Linked DNA regions of Mus musculus: region 1 is linked to region 2. Evidence: chromatin contacts called from ENCODE POLR2A ChIA-PET data. All regions are on one chromosome and are shown on one strand. The core of a region is the stretch at or near the end of the contact, and the rest is flanking DNA. Distances in the headings are between cores, read along the strand shown.

Evidence for each region. ChIA-PET counts read pairs that join two places held with the same protein, here RNA polymerase II (POLR2A).
Region 1: POLR2A ChIA-PET joins it to region 2 with 10 read pairs in embryonic stem cell. The contact joins the enhancer-like site here to the promoter of Spsb2 in region 2. POLR2A ChIA-PET finds 5 or more read pairs at or near these places in 3 of 5 experiments (Patski and embryonic stem cell).

Annotation. Positions count from the first base shown.
Region 1 is chr6:125,086,617-125,090,631 of GRCm38, forward strand. No RefSeq gene overlaps it. Among named protein-coding and RNA genes, the nearest start is that of Chd4, 7.4 kb to the right of the region's middle. Within about 2 kb of position 1,440, at least 1 of the 3 ENCODE cell types and tissues checked has a DNase peak (open chromatin) inside an H3K27ac peak, as active enhancers do.
Region 2 is chr6:124,807,547-124,811,690 of GRCm38, forward strand. It overlaps Spsb2 (splA/ryanodine receptor domain and SOCS box containing 2), which reads left to right and starts at 1,372. Exons shown (of 3, transcript NM_013539.2): 1 at 1,372-1,484; 2 at 1,681-2,423; 3 at 2,723-3,070. The coding sequence starts at 1,760. The coding sequence ends at 2,853. Tpi1 (triosephosphate isomerase 1) reads right to left here. Exons shown (of 7, transcript NM_009415.3): 6 at 3,971-4,058; 7 at 3,040-3,841. The coding sequence ends at 3,723.

The sequences.
Region 1 (4,015 bases), core at 190-2,689, 280 kb after region 2:
CCCATTTAAGAGAGGGTCTTAGGTGAAAATAAGAGCATTGGGCAACTCAGGAGGCTGAAGCAGGAAGATCTTTTCTTCAAGGTCAGTCTGGGCAAGTGAGCAAGACTCTGTCTCAAAATAAACAGAGGGCTGAGGACAGTCCTTACCAACCATGTTTGCTGATTTGGGTTCAATCTCCACTATGAAAAAGCATTATGGAGTTAATATATCCCTGCTCCCACCCCCACAAGATGGCTGAAGTATTGTGACAGACACCTGTAGTCTCAAACTACTCTGGGGTCTACAACAGGAGGAGTTAGAATTCAAGGGCAGCCTGAACAATAAAGAAAATTCCAAGCCAGACGGTGGTTTTGGGGCAAGGCCAGACCGGGGCCACACGGAGACATCTTGTTTCAAGAAAAAGAATGAACAGAAAGAAAGAAAAAACATATGTCTCAATAAATCCATATGCAAATAAAATTTCTGCACACCAGTATTTCAAAATAATGTCTATAATATTTTTTTTTTTTTTGCTCTGCATCCCAGCCTATCTTTGAGCTCTCAATCCTCCTGCCTCAGCTTCTGAAGTGTTAAGATCACATGTGCTCTAGCATGCTTTTCTAGGGAGCCTCTTTTTATTTAGTTATTATACGGGCCTCTGATGAGCCTCATTTCACTGAGGAAACACTGGCGACTGTGAGGTCTAAAGGTCACACCACCAGGAAGTGGCTCAGTTGGCTTCCTAAACTCTTTCTTTTCAGTCTTAACAAACTAGCCATCCCCTTCCGGACATCCAGCCAGTGCCACCCCAGCTGCTTCTCCCTCAGGCCACCTAAGGCCTTGCCAGCCCATAATAATCCTAATACCTTGTTGTGTAAAGGTTTCCTCTGAAATTGAAACATTCCACCCGGTGGGGAATCTCCTTAAGCAGGAAGGTAAACACACAAAATAGTTTCAGGAAGTGCCTAAAACTGACCAAATTCATTAGGCCTATCCCTTGTGAGAGTTAACAATCAAGGTTGAGAGGGACTACATGAAGCCCAGCTCTAAAGAAGATTCGGAGACCAGATCGGCTGCCCGGTAGAAGTAGAAACCAGCCAAGTTGCCTAGAAGTTTAGAGCAACTGAGGCACCTGGAAAGGGCCTCAACCTGCTGAGCCATCTGCAGGCTGTAGGGTGTCTCCAGGTTCCCAGCTTTTGTGAGCCGTCACCCATGCTGGGTTGGGCTTTGGTGATACAGCTGTCTTTGAGTCCTTTCTGTTCCTGTAAGTAACCCCTCACCCATATTCCTATAAGTAACCCCAATAAAACTTATCGGTTCACCAGCTAGGACTTCTGTGCATTTTGGTCTGTCCTGGATTCCTTATCTAGGATGAGTAGACCTAGCTCTTCTGTTGCCGCACCTTGAATCTGCCTCATTATTTCTGTTCTTCCCAAATCGTCCTCCTCTGACATCCTTGTCCACTCATGGCTCCCCTGACCCCTTACTTTATGCTCACCTTGGACACAGTGTGGCTGAATGGGGGCTGAAAACTGGACTCACGTCTCTAATCTCATTGTTCCCCAAACACACCACCAAGGAACTGTCAGCAGCAGCTTGTCTTTGTTGGTAGCACACAAAATGGCTTAGACCTCCTGCAAGATGGTCATGACCCTCTCCAATCCTCTGTCCTTCCAGAATTCTCATACTGGGTTTAAAGAAAACCAAAGGCTTCCAGGACTTTGGAATCAAACAAACCTGGTTAGTAATGTCAGCTGTCACTTCTTAGTAAAGTAACTTTGGCCAGTTAACCTCTGTGAGCCTCTGTTTCCTTCCACCCCTGGGAAATGGGGCTCCTAGTATCTACTTACTGGGTGGCTGAGGACAATGAAATGTGAAAGGCATTTTAGAAATCCCATAAATGGGAGCTCCTTCCATCACGGTCTTATGTGGAGTCTGGGATTGCTGGAGCTACTCTTGTGAAAGACAGCAAGGACTCCAGGTGAATCGTCCAGATGAGCAGAACTAGAGTCAGGGGAACTAGCACTAGGCAGGCTGGGCACGTTTCCATGGTGCTAGGTCAAGCAGGCAGCCCCGGGGCAGTGACTGGCCCATTGCCCTCTGGGGGCACTCTCTCCCCATGAGGCTGATGTCCAATCCCACGGACTAATATGGAGGTGGAGAAGTGCATGAAAGGCAGAGGAGGGAGACAGAATGAAGAACCAATGGTGGAGAAAGGGCCAGGGAGAAGGCTGGAGGGGAAGTGAGGGCCAGGCAGACACAGGGTGGGGCTGGGAGAGGGGCCCGTGGTCCTGAGGGCAGCGCCAGCCCTGGAGGGAAAGCTCTGACCCAGGGCGGGAGGAGGGACAGGGAGAGAGACCAGCGCGCTGACACAGCCTCGATGTGTGGAACGGGCTGGGGTTTGGCCCACAGGTCAGGCGTCTGGCAGTATTATGGGATGGAGAGGCCTTAGGAGACAGGGAGAGTATTATGGGCTGGAACAGCCTTAGGAGACTGGGGAATATTATGGGCTGGTGAGGCCCGGCTCCAACTGGAGGCGGGAGGAAGGGGTGCGGGGCGGGAAGGGGGGGTGGTGGTGGAAGGGAGTATTATGGGCTGGAGGCCTCCTGCGACCAGAGGCAAGAGTATTATGGGCTGGCAAGGCCTTCGGTGGCCAGAGGGGGGAGCAGCGGGGGATGGCACCGGCTGCATGTGACTGAGGGGGGGGCAAGTTGGGGGTGATGAGTGGGGGTGGGGGAGCTTATTATGGGATAGCTCTTTGTACCTACTGCGGGGACTGCTTCTCCAGAAGATATTATGGGATGTCGTGTGTGGGAGGGGGAGGGGGGCTGGGGGGATTATTATGGGATGGTGGTGCAGAATTGGGAGGGCCTGAGGAGCTCTTCTCCAACCCCCCCACCCCCCAGTTCACCCCTTCCTCTCTCATCATTCTAAGGTCAGCCTCCCTTCAAGAGTCCAATGGGAACACCTGAAATTCATCTCCCTACACACTTCACCCACACATATCAACAGCCACTCCCCCGCTCCATACTGGGCACCTCAGGCCATCCTAGGCATCGCCCCTGTCTAGCAGCCACCTCCGGACTGTGGAGGGGAAAATGTAACTCCTGAATAATGAAGAGGAGAAAGCCTCAAAGCACGGTTGTGGTGGCCAGTGGTTCCCACCTGCATGTCACCTTTGACCCCCAAATTCTTATGCCACTCTCCTTTCTTTCCTCCCTCGGGTCCACAAAGTGGGGGCCCTTGATTCTCCCCTCCCCCGCCCCTCCATTTCCTCTCCACCTCCCTCCACAGCCGTAACCAGTAAAACAGGCGGCCGGCTATTATGGGATGGCTGCTCCCAGCAGCTCTGCAGGGAGGGGGCGGTCACCGCGGAATGTCTCTTGTGGGTGGCTATTATGGGATGGCCGCCTCTCTTCTGGGAGGGGTGGGGGCTAGGGAGGAGAATTATTATGGGATGGACCCAGCACAGCTGGGTGGGGCTGTCTTGGGTAGGTAAAGCTCTGGGGAGGGCAGGGAGGGGGGGGAGGAAAGGAAGGAAGAGGGAGGGAAGGAGCTGGGGAGGGTGGGGTGAGCCCTGGAGCCAGACCTGAGGCCTGGCAGGAGTAACTGGCTGGAGAGGTTTCTTTGGTGACAGCTGTTGGAAGAGGCCCCAGGGGCAGGCGCCATCGAGCTAAAGCCTAGGACACCTGGGTCCTATTCATTTCTTGGGGGTTGCAGAGTTCAAGGTATTCGGGGTAGTGCTGCAAGAGCTCTCTGGCTAGGTGGTTCCAGTACTGCCTTCCACCTGTACCTCCTTTGGCTTGAGGGCTATCTCCTGTAGGGGGTTGAACACAGAAAGGTGAACATGGAAAAAGTAGAGACTGGGTGGATTCCTAAGGAACAAATGTCACACCCCAAGCTCCACGTGGACTGCATCCCATCTCGCTATCCAGTCTTCACAAATCCTCTTTGTGTCAGTGCAGAACACTAGCCCTTTGGGTTTCAGAGGACTCTCTATATCCACACAGAGGTGTGAGGAGAGGAACCATTGGTT
Region 2 (4,144 bases), core at 122-2,621:
GGTCCTCTGCAAGAGCAGCCGTGCTCTTAACTGCTGAGCCATTTCAGCAGCCTCACATCAGAATTAAGTTAAAATTAGCCGGGTATGAATCATACCCTTAGAATCCTAGCATCTGAAAGCAGAGCTAAGAGAAACAGGGATTCAAGACCAGCTCTTGGCTACAGAGCCCGTCCTGTCCTAGGATGGGCTACAAGAGACTATTTCAAAGCCATCCAAACAACAATAACTACAACAACAACAAGGTTAAAATTAGGCTGGGCACAGGGTACACACCTTTAATGCCAACACTCAGGAGGCAGAGGCAGGCTGATCAGTGTGAGTTTGAGTTCAACGTGGTCTACATAGGGAGTTCTAGGCCAGCAGAGGTTACAGTCTCTCTCTCTCTCTCTCTCTCTCTCTCTCTCTCACACACACACACACACACACACACACACACACACACACACACGGTGGCATTATGGGATTTTTTTGGGATAAGGTTTCTCTGTCTAGCCCTGGCATAGATTCACTCTGTAGACTAGGCTAGCCTTGAACTCAGAGATCCGCCTGCCTCTGCCTCCCAAGTGCTGGGATTATAGGTGTTGCACCACCACTGCCCAGCCACTTTGGGATTTTTGAACTGTTATCAAGAGGCTTTCGAGGAGGTCAAACTTCAACAGCAACCTCTCCATGATAATGTAGCTAATGATCAAACGACACTCAAAACTAACCCTTAAAGCACACATCCACCAGACAGCGTGCCCACTCGTAGTTCCATTACTCAGGAGGCTGAAGCAGGAGGATGAAGGACTAAGGCTTCAGCAACCTAGGGAGCCGCAGGGGACAGTAGTCTCAATCCCTACATTCTCCTGAACACAGGAGCAGGAGTTCAGGAAGGGTGTCAAGGCCGCTTACTGATCTTAGGGCCTCAGGAATGACTAGCTCAGGCAGAGAGAGCAAAGGTCTCCAGTGGAGAAGTCTACACACACACACACACACACACACACACACACACACACACAGAATCCAAGGCGATGACGTCATCAAAGGGTTAATTCTAGTCTGGGATGGGGGGGAGGGTGGGGCACGCAGCTGTCAGGTGGCTTTGGAAAAATAAACTGCTGAAGAGTCTGACGCCAGGGAGTCCTGGGAGGGACAAGAGGTTACCCACTCAAAGAGTGTGCTCCACAAAGCATGCGCGCTTGTCCACGTCTGGAGTCGTCACTTATTTTTTGCCTGGATTCTTTGTAGCCGGTGGGTTCTCAAGGCGGTAAGTGGTGTGGCCGCCGTGGTCTGGGAGGTGACGATAGGGTTAATCGTCCACAGAGCCCAGGGGCGGAGCGCGGGCGGGCGTCCGCAGCCCCGCTGGAGCCGGAAGCAGTGGCTGGTCAGGGGCGCTTCTAGCCTTCCCTATCTGTACTTCCACAGAGGTCTCTGCGAGCTAGGGGGACAGTGAGGTGCGGGGTAGGGGCCCGGCGTTAGAGCCAGCAAGGGGACGGTTCACGGTAAGGTCTGAGGGAGAGAGAGCTCCTGAGAAACTTGGGGGGCGCGACACAGATAGGGTGAAAGCAGAGTGATAGACCTGGGATGGTTAGGGGACCAAGGGAAGACCAGGCTGGTTGGCATACACCGGTGAACGGATGGGAGTCCTAGGGAAAGATGATGCGCCTAACAGTCCTTTCTGTCTCCACACCACTCCAGGGGACGATCCGGAGCTCAACTTTCAAAAGCGAGACGCCCCAGCAAGCCTGTTTTGAGAAGTTCTTCAGCGGCTCTCCTCATGGGCCAGACGGCCCTGGCAAGGGGCAGCAGCAGCACCCCTACCTCGCAGGCTCTGTACTCGGACTTCTCTCCTCCCGAGGGCTTGGAGGAGCTCCTGTCTGCTCCCCCTCCTGACCTGGTTGCCCAACGGCACCACGGCTGGAACCCCAAGGATTGCTCCGAGAACATCGATGTCAAGGAAGGGGGTCTGTGCTTTGAGCGGCGCCCTGTGGCCCAGAGCACTGATGGAGTCCGGGGGAAACGGGGCTATTCGAGAGGTCTGCACGCCTGGGAGATCAGCTGGCCCCTGGAGCAAAGGGGCACACACGCCGTGGTGGGCGTGGCCACCGCCCTCGCCCCGCTGCAGGCTGACCACTATGCGGCGCTTTTGGGCAGCAACAGCGAGTCCTGGGGCTGGGATATTGGGCGGGGAAAATTGTATCATCAGAGTAAGGGCCTCGAGGCCCCCCAGTATCCAGCTGGACCTCAGGGTGAGCAGCTAGTGGTGCCAGAGAGACTGCTGGTGGTTCTGGACATGGAGGAGGGGACTCTTGGCTACTCTATTGGGGGCACGTACCTGGGACCAGCCTTCCGTGGACTGAAGGGGAGGACCCTCTATCCCTCTGTAAGTGCTGTTTGGGGCCAGTGCCAGGTCCGCATCCGCTACATGGGCGAAAGAAGAGGTGAGATACGGACTAGGTGTGGGGAGATCACTACTCTTGGCAATGGTTTGGGCTGGAAACTCATGGTTGGAGCACAGGAAGTAGGCTTCTTGTCACTTTGGCCTGTCACTTAGATGGCCTTGGATCTAGCTTCACTCCCAATCCCTATTGGATGTGATGCACAAATTCAGAGCCTTTGGGTCTCCCTCAGCTGAGGTGGCGGTGGAAATGGAGGAAGAAGGAAGGGTGCCTGAGCAGGATCTCAAGTTCAAGGATGCCTGGAGTTGCTTACTTACCTTGTCTTCCTTCTCTCTCCGCAGTGGAGGAACCACAATCCCTTCTGCACCTGAGCCGCCTGTGTGTGCGCCATGCTCTGGGGGACACCCGGCTGGGTCAAATATCCACTCTGCCTTTGCCCCCTGCCATGAAGCGCTATCTGCTCTACAAATGACCCAGTAGTACAGGGTGTGCTGGCACCCTACCGTGGGGACAGGTGGAGAGGCACCCGCTGGCCTAGACAACTTTAAAAAGCTGGTGAAGCTGGGGGGGGGGGGCTGGACCCCTTCACCTCCCCTTCTCACAGGAGCAAGACATATAGAAATGATATTAAACACCATGGCAGCCTGGGACAAAGAGGTTTTTGAAGTAAAAAATGAGATGTATTGTCACAACCTGTTTCATTATTGTTTTTTGTTTTGTTTTACACTCCCCCACCCCAGGCTAGAGCCCCATCACTGTCTTAAGGAATTATGACAACCCACAAAGCTCAGGCCCAGGTGTTTATTTCCCTTACATGTAGGATGGTTCACAAACACAATACAGGGGCTTTGGCACCGTGGGGGAGGGGACTATCCCAGGCCTCTTAGGGTCTCATGTATACCGAATTCAGACCCGAAAGCTCTGAATTTCTGCATCAGACATCCAGTAGAACTTGGGAGTGAAGCTAGAGCCAAGGCCATCTAAGTGACAGGCCAAAGTGACACGAAGCCCACTTCCTGTGCTCCAACCATGAGTTTCCAGCCCAAACCAATGGAAGGTGATTTCACTTGTCAGGGCCCAAAGGGACAGTCAGTTCTACTCCCTCCCCTCACTAGGAGCCACCTTGGTGACAGTTGATTCTACCCACTGTAAGTGGTAAAGGGATTGGCCTGGTCCCAACCATAATAGGGCGGTGGAAACGGCTCAGGAGGGTACAGCGTGGATTAGGCCACAAGATGGGGCAGATGATGTCATCAGAAGCATGTGACCGGTGGGAGCAGTTACTAAACTTCTGGGCAACCTAGTCCATGCTATGCAGGCAGGTAGAGGGATGGGCAGTGCTCATTGTTTGGCATTGATGATGTCCACAAATTCAGGCTTGAGAGATGCGCCACCCACAAGGAAGCCGTCCACGTCAGGCTGGCTTGCCAGCTCTTTGCAGGTTGCTCCAGTCACAGAACCTGTACCAGGAACAAGAAGACAGTTTGGTCAGGTCTATGATCAGAACACTTAAGCCCCACCTCTCTGTGCAAGGCAGCCTCAGTCTGTCTTAGCCCATTTCCGTCTTAGCTAGAGCCAAAGCCACTCACCTCCATAAATGATCCGGGTGCTCTGAGCCACCCCATCATTGACATTGGATTTCAGCCATCCCCGGAGCTTCTCGTGTACTTCCTGTGCCTAGAAGGAGGAGGCAGAGCTACTAAGTAAGCTCCTTCCTATCTATCATTCAAGGAGTAAAAACCACTGGTTCTCACATAGAGTTG